Regions from separate parts of the Homo sapiens genome. Here region 1 is linked to region 2. A link is a loop called in an ENCODE intact Hi-C map of the cell type or tissue named here. Cell type or tissue: endothelial cell of umbilical vein. All regions are shown on one strand. Links, peaks and the distances in the headings refer to the core of each region. The heading gives the core; the rest is flanking DNA.

Region 1 (4,783 bases), core at 451-4,450, 180 kb after region 2:
AAAGATGCCCCACTTAAAGAAATCTTCTTATTCTATAAATCGCTCAGCATTGGTTACACATGCTCCCTCTCTCGCCTAAATTTGCCAGTCTTTACTAAACTCAGAAAACTTCGTTGGAGAATTTCTAGTTATAGAAACAAATAGAACCAAACAAAGGTTGACCTACCTGGTATATCTGGGCAGCTTGATTTATATAAACAGACCAACATACCCATCTGTTCAAATGCATCAAACTCAAGTTCTCTGCATTTGAAAGTCTATATACCAAATTAAAGCTTTTATACTCTCCCTTCTTTAGTCTTTAGTGTTGAATTTATAAAGTTAAGGCATTGAAATACAAATAGTTATGTCATAAGATGTCAAATTCATTTTTCCTACAAATATTTAAGTCCCAGCTATACAATCTGAAGTTATTTTATTACCTTATAGCCTCATTTTTAAAGATCTCTTGAAAACAAGGATTTACTCTTTTTTTTTGTTTCTTTGAAAGAAAGAAAGAAACAGGGGTCCTGGAGAGTAAAATAGCCAAACTCTTTTCTTTTTTTTTTTTTTTCCTTCCTTCCTTCCTTCCTTCCTTCCTTCCTTCCTTCCTTTCTTTCTTTCTTTTCTTTCTTTCATGGAGTCTTGCTCCGTTGCCCAGGCTGGAGTGCAGGGGTGTAATCTTGGCTCACTGCAACCTCCGCCTCCCAGGTTCAAGCAATTCTTGTGCCTCAGGCTCCTGAGTAGCTGAGATTACAGGTGCTCACCACCACGCCTGGCTAATTTTTGTATTTTTGGTAGAGAAGGAGTTTCACCATGTTGGCCAGGCTGGTGTCGAACTGCTGACCTCAGGTAATCCGCCCGCCTCGGCCTCCCAAAATGCTGGGATTACAGGGATGAGCCACCACGCCCAGCCTCAAACTCTTTTCTTGTATAAAAGAAAATTCCCACATTTGCAAGATAATGCTTCAGTTAATAGTATTTTCCTTTTAATGTTGACATAAAAATAAATAGGAATTTTTAAGTTAATGTGGTTTTTCTGTCAGAAAACTCCTATAAAAACCATAAGGCACATTAAACTTACTACAAACTTCTAATGGCTCATAACTAACGTTTGTTTTAGCTTCAAGATTAAAAGTGTTTTTGCTACCATTACTAAGCAAATGTGTGTCTCTTACATTTTACATTACTCTGTTAAAATATAACACATCTTCTTTCAACATTTTGTTGTGAAAGGAGACATTTGTTTTTCATTGATTTATTTAAACAAACAAAAAAAAACAGAGCCCAGTTCTTGTGTCAGTAGCTCTTCATCCCTTAGTTTTCTTAATTAATTATCTTCATTATGCGTTACTTTCAAATGTTTGGAGACATTTGAAAATCCAACTCACAGTAGTTTAAATGTATTACTTAATTAACAGGAAGACTAGAGGTAGAGGACTCAGCACAGACAGGAGCAGAGACTCAACAGTGTCATCACAAACCCAGCTTCTTTCCATCCATCTGCTCTGTCATCCTTGTTACTGTGACTTCTTAATCCCCCTACTTGTTTCCTCACAACTGTAAGATAGAAGCTCCAGCTCCAGACATCAAATCAATGCTCTGAAAGTAGAGGGACGGGGTTTGCCATCATGTTCTGCTCTTGCATCCAATTTAGAGGCTCTCACTTCCATCCCAAGCCGGACATGCTCATCTCATTTACCTTTCTGAACAATTTGTCAGTTCTTTTCAATAGAGGCAGTCGCGTCCTGCAACACAGCTTGACAGAGGAGTTGTTAGCAAGGAAGGAGGGAAATGGTACTGGTGTCTGTCACAGTGTCCTTCCAAATTTAATCATATCCTACTAAAGTCTTCTTTTAATGGTATTCTATTACATTTAGCTAGTTGATGCTTATCGGCTGGCTCCTTTTTCTTCTTTCTCTCTTTTTTTTTTTTTTTTTTTTTGAGATGGAGTTTTACTCTCGTCACCCAGGCTGGAGTGCAACGGCGCGCTCTCAGCTTACTGCAACCTCCGACTTCCAGGTTCAAGTGATTCTCCTGCCTCAGCCTCCTGAGTAGCTGGGATTACAGGTGCCTACCACAATGCCTGGCTTATTTTTTGTATTTTTAGTAGAGACAGGGTTTCGCCATGTTGACCAGGCTGGCCTCGAACTCCTGACCTCAGATGATCCACCCACCTCTGCCTCCCAAAGTGCTGGGATTACAGGCATGAGCCACTGCGCCTGGCCTGGCTCCTTTTACTCAACCACTGTAATCCCACTGGTGTGATCTTTCTAAAACACAATCTGACTTCATCATTAGCTTTCTAGTATGGCTTAAAATAATGGTCATGCTGTACCCCTGGGACATCTTTCCAGCATTTTCTCTTCCATGTGGACTGCTGGGTATTATTATAATCGCATAGGATTTATGTTCTCTCTTGCTGCTGCATCTTTGTTCTATTGTCTGTCCAGAATAACCTTCTACTCTTCCTTATAGGCCAGTGTCTCTTTGTACCTCAAACCTAATGCTTTGAGAGGTCTTCCTTAACACCCTGCCCCTTCCAAGCTCAAGCGTCTTTCCTGTTTCCTTCCACAGCACCTGGTGGGAGCCCTTCTTCCTGCCTGCATCTCTGTATTATGATTTGTTTATGTAATTCACCTATCTTTTGGTACCAGATGGAGCTTTCTGAGATTAGGGACTGACTCATCCCTGTACAGTTTGTGACCCGTAGGTGATGCTGAAATCATATATTTTTAATGGCAGCAAGGATGTTAAAACTTTCTGGATGACAGTGTGGGGTACCATACAAAGAATGACCTAGTCCTGTTTCCTAGGAGGTCAAGATAAGTTGGAGGGCATTTTATTTTTTCTTGTTTCTCAGAACTTGAACCTTTCCTGGCTCTAACTTACGTATGGATTATGAGTAGAAGACAAGGCTTCTGAAGCAATGAAGCTTTACAAACCAAAGTTATTTGGAAGAATTGACTCTGAGCACCAAAAACTCACTGGTACAAAGCCAGCATGATAACCACTGTACTTAGGAAATGACTCACTGAACTGCATACATAGAACTAGGCCAGGAGATTTTCTTTTCTTGTGTACCAGCTAGTCAGGTTAGCAACCGCTTTAAATTCTGAGGACTGATAGCCACTAATTCAGATGTACATAGGTGCAAGTACTTGATAGAAAGCAGTCTATTTTAAAGTATCACTTAATAAAAGCTCTAAGCAGTCTATGCAGGTAGGAGTAAGTCTTATAAAGATTGGATTTGCCTATTCTTCACACCAATTCCTTGATTCTGATATTCAGTTACAGGTCACCCGCCCCAGCACCTTGATATGTAGATACAAGTAGGCGTTCTTTACTTTGGGATATGAAAAGATGACAAAGGGATTGAGTGGGAATGATTAACCTCATACTGGGGAATGACGATTGCTGGATATATCACTTACCACACAATAGATGTATTTAAATGTAACAGCTGTAACCAGCATAGGATGGAATTCTGATATCAGGAGTAGGTGATAAACTTAAATTGACATTGGAAAAGAAGTTTCCAGCTTCGTAATTCAGTTAGTCCAGATGTTTTGACCCCACAGACTGTTGATCCTCCTCAATGTTACAGAAACTTGGTCCCAGATTATGTGTGTTGAGAGTTCACTGTATCATTGTAGAGCTTTCATTACTTCAGTGGAAGTCCTTACATCTGACATAATCAGATGTGTCTAGTTAAAAACTAGTTAGTCTAGCTAAGAAAAAGTTATTCAAATTATACACTTTGAATGTTTTAAACCTAAACATAAAAGTCCACTCATTTTCTAGTCTTTTGGGAAAAACAGTCAAAGCCTTGTCCTGAGTATGGTGCCACTGTTTGATTTTTTTTTTCCTGTATCCATAGAACAATTTAATCAATAATGCATTATTCAGTATTTCCAGTTTTTGTTTCTTAAAAATGGCCAGAGACCTTTGCATTCAAATATGTACAAAAAAGTCCAGTTCCTCCTAGGCTCTACAATTGGCTTTGAATCTTTTGCCATTGTCTCTCCCACACCTAATACAATAACTGATTTTTTTTCATCTTTGTTGTGACTTGCTTTTATTTAGCTTTTCCAAAGCATTCATCTTATTCAATTAGTCATTGAAGATAGACCAGGTTTGGTCTTGTCCTCCCATTTAATCAATTAACATAACATTTTGTTAAATTATTTGATGATAACCCACTGAACTGCAGGGGGTAGAAGTGTACAGAAAGAGTGCACTGGCTTTCCAGAAGCACTTGGTGTGCCATGGGCATCTAGCAATATGTTTTACAGAGAAAAAGGTGACTAAGAAGTCCTTGGCCTCACATGTGCACATGTTCAACACTAACTTTATTTAATGGAGTTTTGTTCAATTGCTCACTACCTTGATGTATTCGACAAAATGCCTGCTGTCTGCCGTGTTAACCCTGGCAATTTCTTTTGTCTGTTTTCTTGGCTTTGCAGCATTCTTGCTAAACAACAACAACAACAACAAAACCCCACTCTGTCTAGCTATATTCTTTCTGATATAGAGAGCTATTAAGGAGGATTATATTATCTACCCATTTGACAAGAAGAAACATTTCGTGATTGAAGGCTGAGCTGGAAAATGGTCCCTGGAAGCAGGAGTAGTTCCCTGGACTTTACCCCACCTTGTGTAATGTGGATTCCTATTCAAGTGCTTCATCCTGGGCTCTGCTTCCAGGGAACCAACCCCTCCCAAGATGGGGAATTGAGGGCAAGTAAAGAGAGCAGTGTTCTCATTAACTGTATGAAAGCTGTAAGGAAGATTGAGAAGGAGG
Region 2 (4,771 bases), core at 772-4,771:
CTAGCAAATTTGGGATTGGAATCAAGGTGTCTGGATTCCCAGTGTATTCTATACACAAATCTTCACATAGGGAGGATAAAAGTCACTGGGCATGAATGAAAACATGACTGTATAATCTTGACTTGAAATATGGGACAAGGTAGGTGACAGGAGCTATAGTCATGAAGCTCTCACAGGGCTGCTCCAAACTACACTGAAAACCATTTAGGAAACCATGAAATTGGTTACCTTGCTCTTTGGTTTTCTGATTTTTTTTAAGTGATAGTTTTTAATATCAATATGTCTTAAAGTCCAGTGTGTATTAAGTCATCTAGGTTATTTATTAAAAATCTCCAAGGCAGGGCTAATATTAAGGCAATCCACAGGCCACACTGAGAATCACTAGTTTAGATCCTATTTAAAGACCCCTTCTGAGCTAAGATGCTTTGTTTACACACAGCCAGGGAAAAATTCTAGATTGGTGGCTCCCTAAAGTGCTTCCTAAATAAGCTGCATCAAAGGCACATGAGCAGCTTTTTAAAATTTCTGACCCCACCCCCCTCATTCCTACCCAAGCCGACTAAATAAAAATTGAGGGGAAGGGAGCTGAGAAATTGTATATGAGGGACTTGAGCATACATGCATTTCAGTATCCTCCGGGGGTCCTGGAACCAATCTCCCAAGGACACTGAGAGGTGACTGTATATATTTGTAAAAAATAATGGGACATTTGCTGATTGCAGATTCACAGTGTAGACAGGAAATTGTGAAGAAAATGAAACAATTCTCAAATTTCCCTGATTACACAAATTTTGTTTTTGCATAAAACTCATGGGAAGTGCTGACCTAGATAAATTAGAGGGCAGTAGAAAAATACTTCCTTAGAATTGTCAAAAAATTGTTTTACTTGTCCAGCAAACCAATGACTATAAAATTATTAAAGTTGCATCCAATGGACCACAGAATTTTGAGAGTGAAATACTATTTCAACAAATTGATTAGCTATTTGATTCAGAGAGAGACTGACTTCCATATAGAGCGCATAATCTTTAAGAACTATCATTTTTAAACTATTATTTTGAAATAATTTCAGATTATAGAAAAGTTTTAAAAAGTACAATTGAGTTCAGTATTTCCTGCTCCCACATTCCCAAAATGTTAGCAATTTCCTACATTTTTTTCACTATCCTCTCTGTATATGTATGAATATACAAACACACATACCTTTTTTTTTCCTGAACCATTTGAGAGTAAGTTGGTGACAGGGTGCCTCTTTAGAATCAAATACATGTGTGTATTGTTAAAAGTATATTATCTTATGTACAGCATAAATATCAAGAAATTAACATTAATACTATTATCCAATCCACAGGTCTTCAAAATTTTCCTGTTGCACCAATAATATCCTTTATAACAGGGGTCCCTAACTCCTGAGGCCATGGACCAGTCCCAGTCCCATTCCCAGTCCCTGGCCTGTTAGGAATTGGACCACACAGCAGGAGGTGAGCAGCGGGCCAGTGAGCAATACCGCCTGAGCTCTTCCTCCTGTCAGATCAGCAGCATTAGATGATTAGATTCTCATAGGACCGGGAACCTTATTGTGAACTGCACATGCGAGGAATCCAGCTTGCGTGCTCCTTATGAGAATCTGACTAATGCCTGATGATCTAAGGTGGAACAGTTTCATCCCAGAATCATCCCCGCCCCCTTGCCCCTGGTCAGTGGAAAAATGGTCTTGCACAACAGGGGTCCCTGGTGCCAAAAAAGTTGGGGATGACTGCTTATATTATATATATATATATGTGTGTGTGTGTGTGTGTGCACGCACATATATATGCTATATATTATATATATACACATATGCAGACACACTAAAAATATTCATATTTTTTCCTTTCCTGGCCCAGGGTCCAATCTGGAATCTCCTGTTGCATCTAGCTGTCTTATCTCTTTAGTCTCCTTTGCTCTGGAACTGTTCCTTAGAACTTTTCATGACATTATTTTTGAGGAATATAGGCTATTTTATACAAATCCCTCAGTTTGGATTCATCTGATATTTCATGAGTAGATTCAGGTTATGCATTTTCAGCAGGAACCATGTAAGTGTGTGCTCTTCTCAGCAGGCCTATGGTCTCTATTTGTCCCATTACTAGTGGTGTTAACTATTATCACCTAAAGTGGTATCTACCAGGTTTCTATACTGTAAACAACTTTTTCCTTGTAAAATGTCTTACATAATTCAAGACTATGTAAATATCCTGTTTCTATCAAACTTTCACCTACCAATTTTAGCATCCACTGATGAGTCTTGCCCAAACAATTACTACCATGGTAGATGCCATGTGGTGATTTTCTAAATCCAGCATTCCTTTTACATGAGCAGGAAGACCTTTCTCACCTCTCCATTTATTCTTTCATTCATTTATATCTGTGTGGACTTGTGGTTTCTTATTCCATGTGTTATTATTTATTACTATGACGATTGACTTTGATGCTCAAATTGTTCCAGATTGGCAGATGGTAAACCCTCAATCTGCTGTGTCCTTTAGATACTTCCCATCATTATTTAAGTACTTCCTTTCTGGCAAAGCAAGTATTTTAGACTCACCTTGTGCTTTTCCTGTTGCAGCCCAGGAATCAGAAATCTAAGACTTCCTTTTTTTTTTAAAGAAGAGAATTTAGACATCAAGATCTGAGTGCCCACAGTTGTAATTGGGCTGTCACTGCTACTAGGCTCTATCAGAGGACACAACTAGGAAATATGTGTGTGTGTATTACTACATGTTAAATATTTCTATATTTCTATTAATCTATACTTACTTTTAAAAACCCATGAGTTCATACTGATGTTTCTAATTCTAATCCAATACCATAGGAAAAGAACCCATTGTTTTTAATCGCTATCTTGAAACTATACCAAGCACACAGGCTTAATGTCATTAAACTCTTCATGCTATAGAATGGGAGCTAGAAGGTATCCTGGATCCACACAGTGCCAGTCATCTACTCATCCATTTACTAACTCAATACATTTACTAGACACTTTCTATGTGCTGGGCACCTGGCAAGGAATACGGAAATAAAAGACTTTGTCCTATCCTAAAGTAGCTCAATTCATTAGGTAGGATGGAAGAAAATAACAATATAGTATAATAAGCTCTTTATTCAAGGTATGCACAGTGTTCTATAGGAAGAGAGGAGGAGCACAGAACCCAAGCTGAGTTAACTGGAATATTTCAGAGAAGGAAGTAAAAATAGGTGGCTTATACTACTCATTGCAAGAATTTTTAGATTTTTTACATGTCTGCATAAATAATGGGTGTACTTTGCTTCTGATTGAAATGCATTTTAAGGAGAGTTCTGATTTATCTAAAAGCGTTCTCTGCATTGATTGAATTCATCAAAAAACTACTCAGCCATGACAACAGCCATGAAAATAAATTCCCAGGACCAAAGGTTTTCAGTTTTTGTATTAGACTCCTCCCAAAGACCACACAGGAAAAGAGCAACTTCAGATTTTAAAAAATGCTTATTTTCCCATGGTGGGTTTTCTGCCTTTTTTTTTTTAAACAAATTAAATAAACTGGCATATTTGTCATTGTATTGATTGTCATCCTTTCAGGTAGTTTACATACACTTTCTCCTGTCTAAACTTATCTTAAACTAAAGAGAGGTCTAGTAAGGAAAGGGAAAGATCTGTGTATGTGAGCATGTTGGGGAATACATCTAGAAAGAAAAAGCTAAGAAAAAAATAATAATATTCAGTGGAGAAAAGTATTAGGGTAAAAAATAACTTTTTAAAATTATTTTTGTTGTCCTAAACATAAAGCATTCTTATCAAATTTTCTACCACTGCTTTTGAAAATTATTAAAAAAAAAAAATTAACGCAGGCTGTCTCCTGCTTTGTGTTCCCCTGGCCAGTTTTCCCCAGTGCTAATTCTGGCACTCTAATGCTGCTTTTTTCACCAATTTAGAAATCCTAGCCTAGAAAGTTGCTCAGGAAGATGCATAAGTAAAGATCATCAGTACTAGAGGCTGATCTTCATGCGACCTGTCATCGTTCCTTCTTCTACAAAATGGTTCCCTAGTATAGCCGATACCACAGAAAAAGGTAGAAATTGAGACATGCATATGCACCTTCTCTTCATTCTAAGAACAGAGTCAAACATGAGTGACTGACTTATCATCATTCATTTATCCTTTTATTTAGTGGCTTAGATCCTAGAAGATAGATTCCCTATAAAATCATTTTAGCCACGAAATATTCATAAGAAACCAACTTCAAATGTTAATGAGGATACTGAAGTTTTTTTTAACCTAAAAAAAGTGGCAATTTTAGGTAACCATAAAGCTGAGGCAAAGGCAGTTTGGGTTCTTGGAAAGAATCCTGCCTACCATCTTCAGTGGCCTCTGGGCACAAAGCACTTATGATCACTGCAGAGGTGGAGCAAGGTAAAGGACTGTGTCAGCAGTTCATGTTGTGACAGCAGCAGCATCTGCAGAAAACGCAGGTCATATACCTTGGCTTACACAAGGAATGCTATGAAAAATGAGCCACCAGGTGGGAGCTTTAACATAGGTAATGATTAGTGAAAGCTTCTTAGAAAGTGAGAATTTGTAATTTCTTTATTAAACATTACATTCAGTGTAAAGGCTTTAACCATCATAATCACCATGATATAATATGTGAGTATGTATATGTAAAAAAATACCCATTGAACATAAAATTATGTTTTGAAATCTATGCAACATGAAATATAGTTTGATATAAAAAACCCAACTAATCAGAAA

What was found. Peaks named below come from ENCODE experiments on the same cell type or tissue, not always from the same donor. Only the 100,000 strongest peaks of a DNase experiment are listed, where the experiment ranks them.
Region 1: a loop joins it to region 2, with 2.8 times the contacts of the local background. A loop is called at or near these places in 1 of 110 quality-filtered maps.

The regions. Positions count from the first base shown.
Region 1 is chr3:108,340,358-108,345,140 of GRCh38, forward strand. All of the region lies in intron 2 of HHLA2 (HHLA2 member of B7 family), which reads left to right. Among named protein-coding and RNA genes, the nearest start is that of HHLA2, 46 kb to the left of the region's middle. In endothelial cell of umbilical vein, for the core only: no CTCF peak of the experiment used is centred there; a DNase peak (open chromatin) is centred at 2,864; H3K27ac peaks cover 1,264 bases.
Region 2 is chr3:108,157,688-108,162,458 of GRCh38, forward strand. IFT57 (intraflagellar transport 57) reads right to left here. Exons shown (of 11, transcript NM_018010.4): 11 at 3,125-4,771. Among named protein-coding and RNA genes, the nearest start is that of LINC01215, 35 kb to the left of the region's middle. In endothelial cell of umbilical vein, for the core only: no CTCF peak of the experiment used is centred there; a DNase peak (open chromatin) is centred at 2,294; H3K27ac peaks cover 206 bases.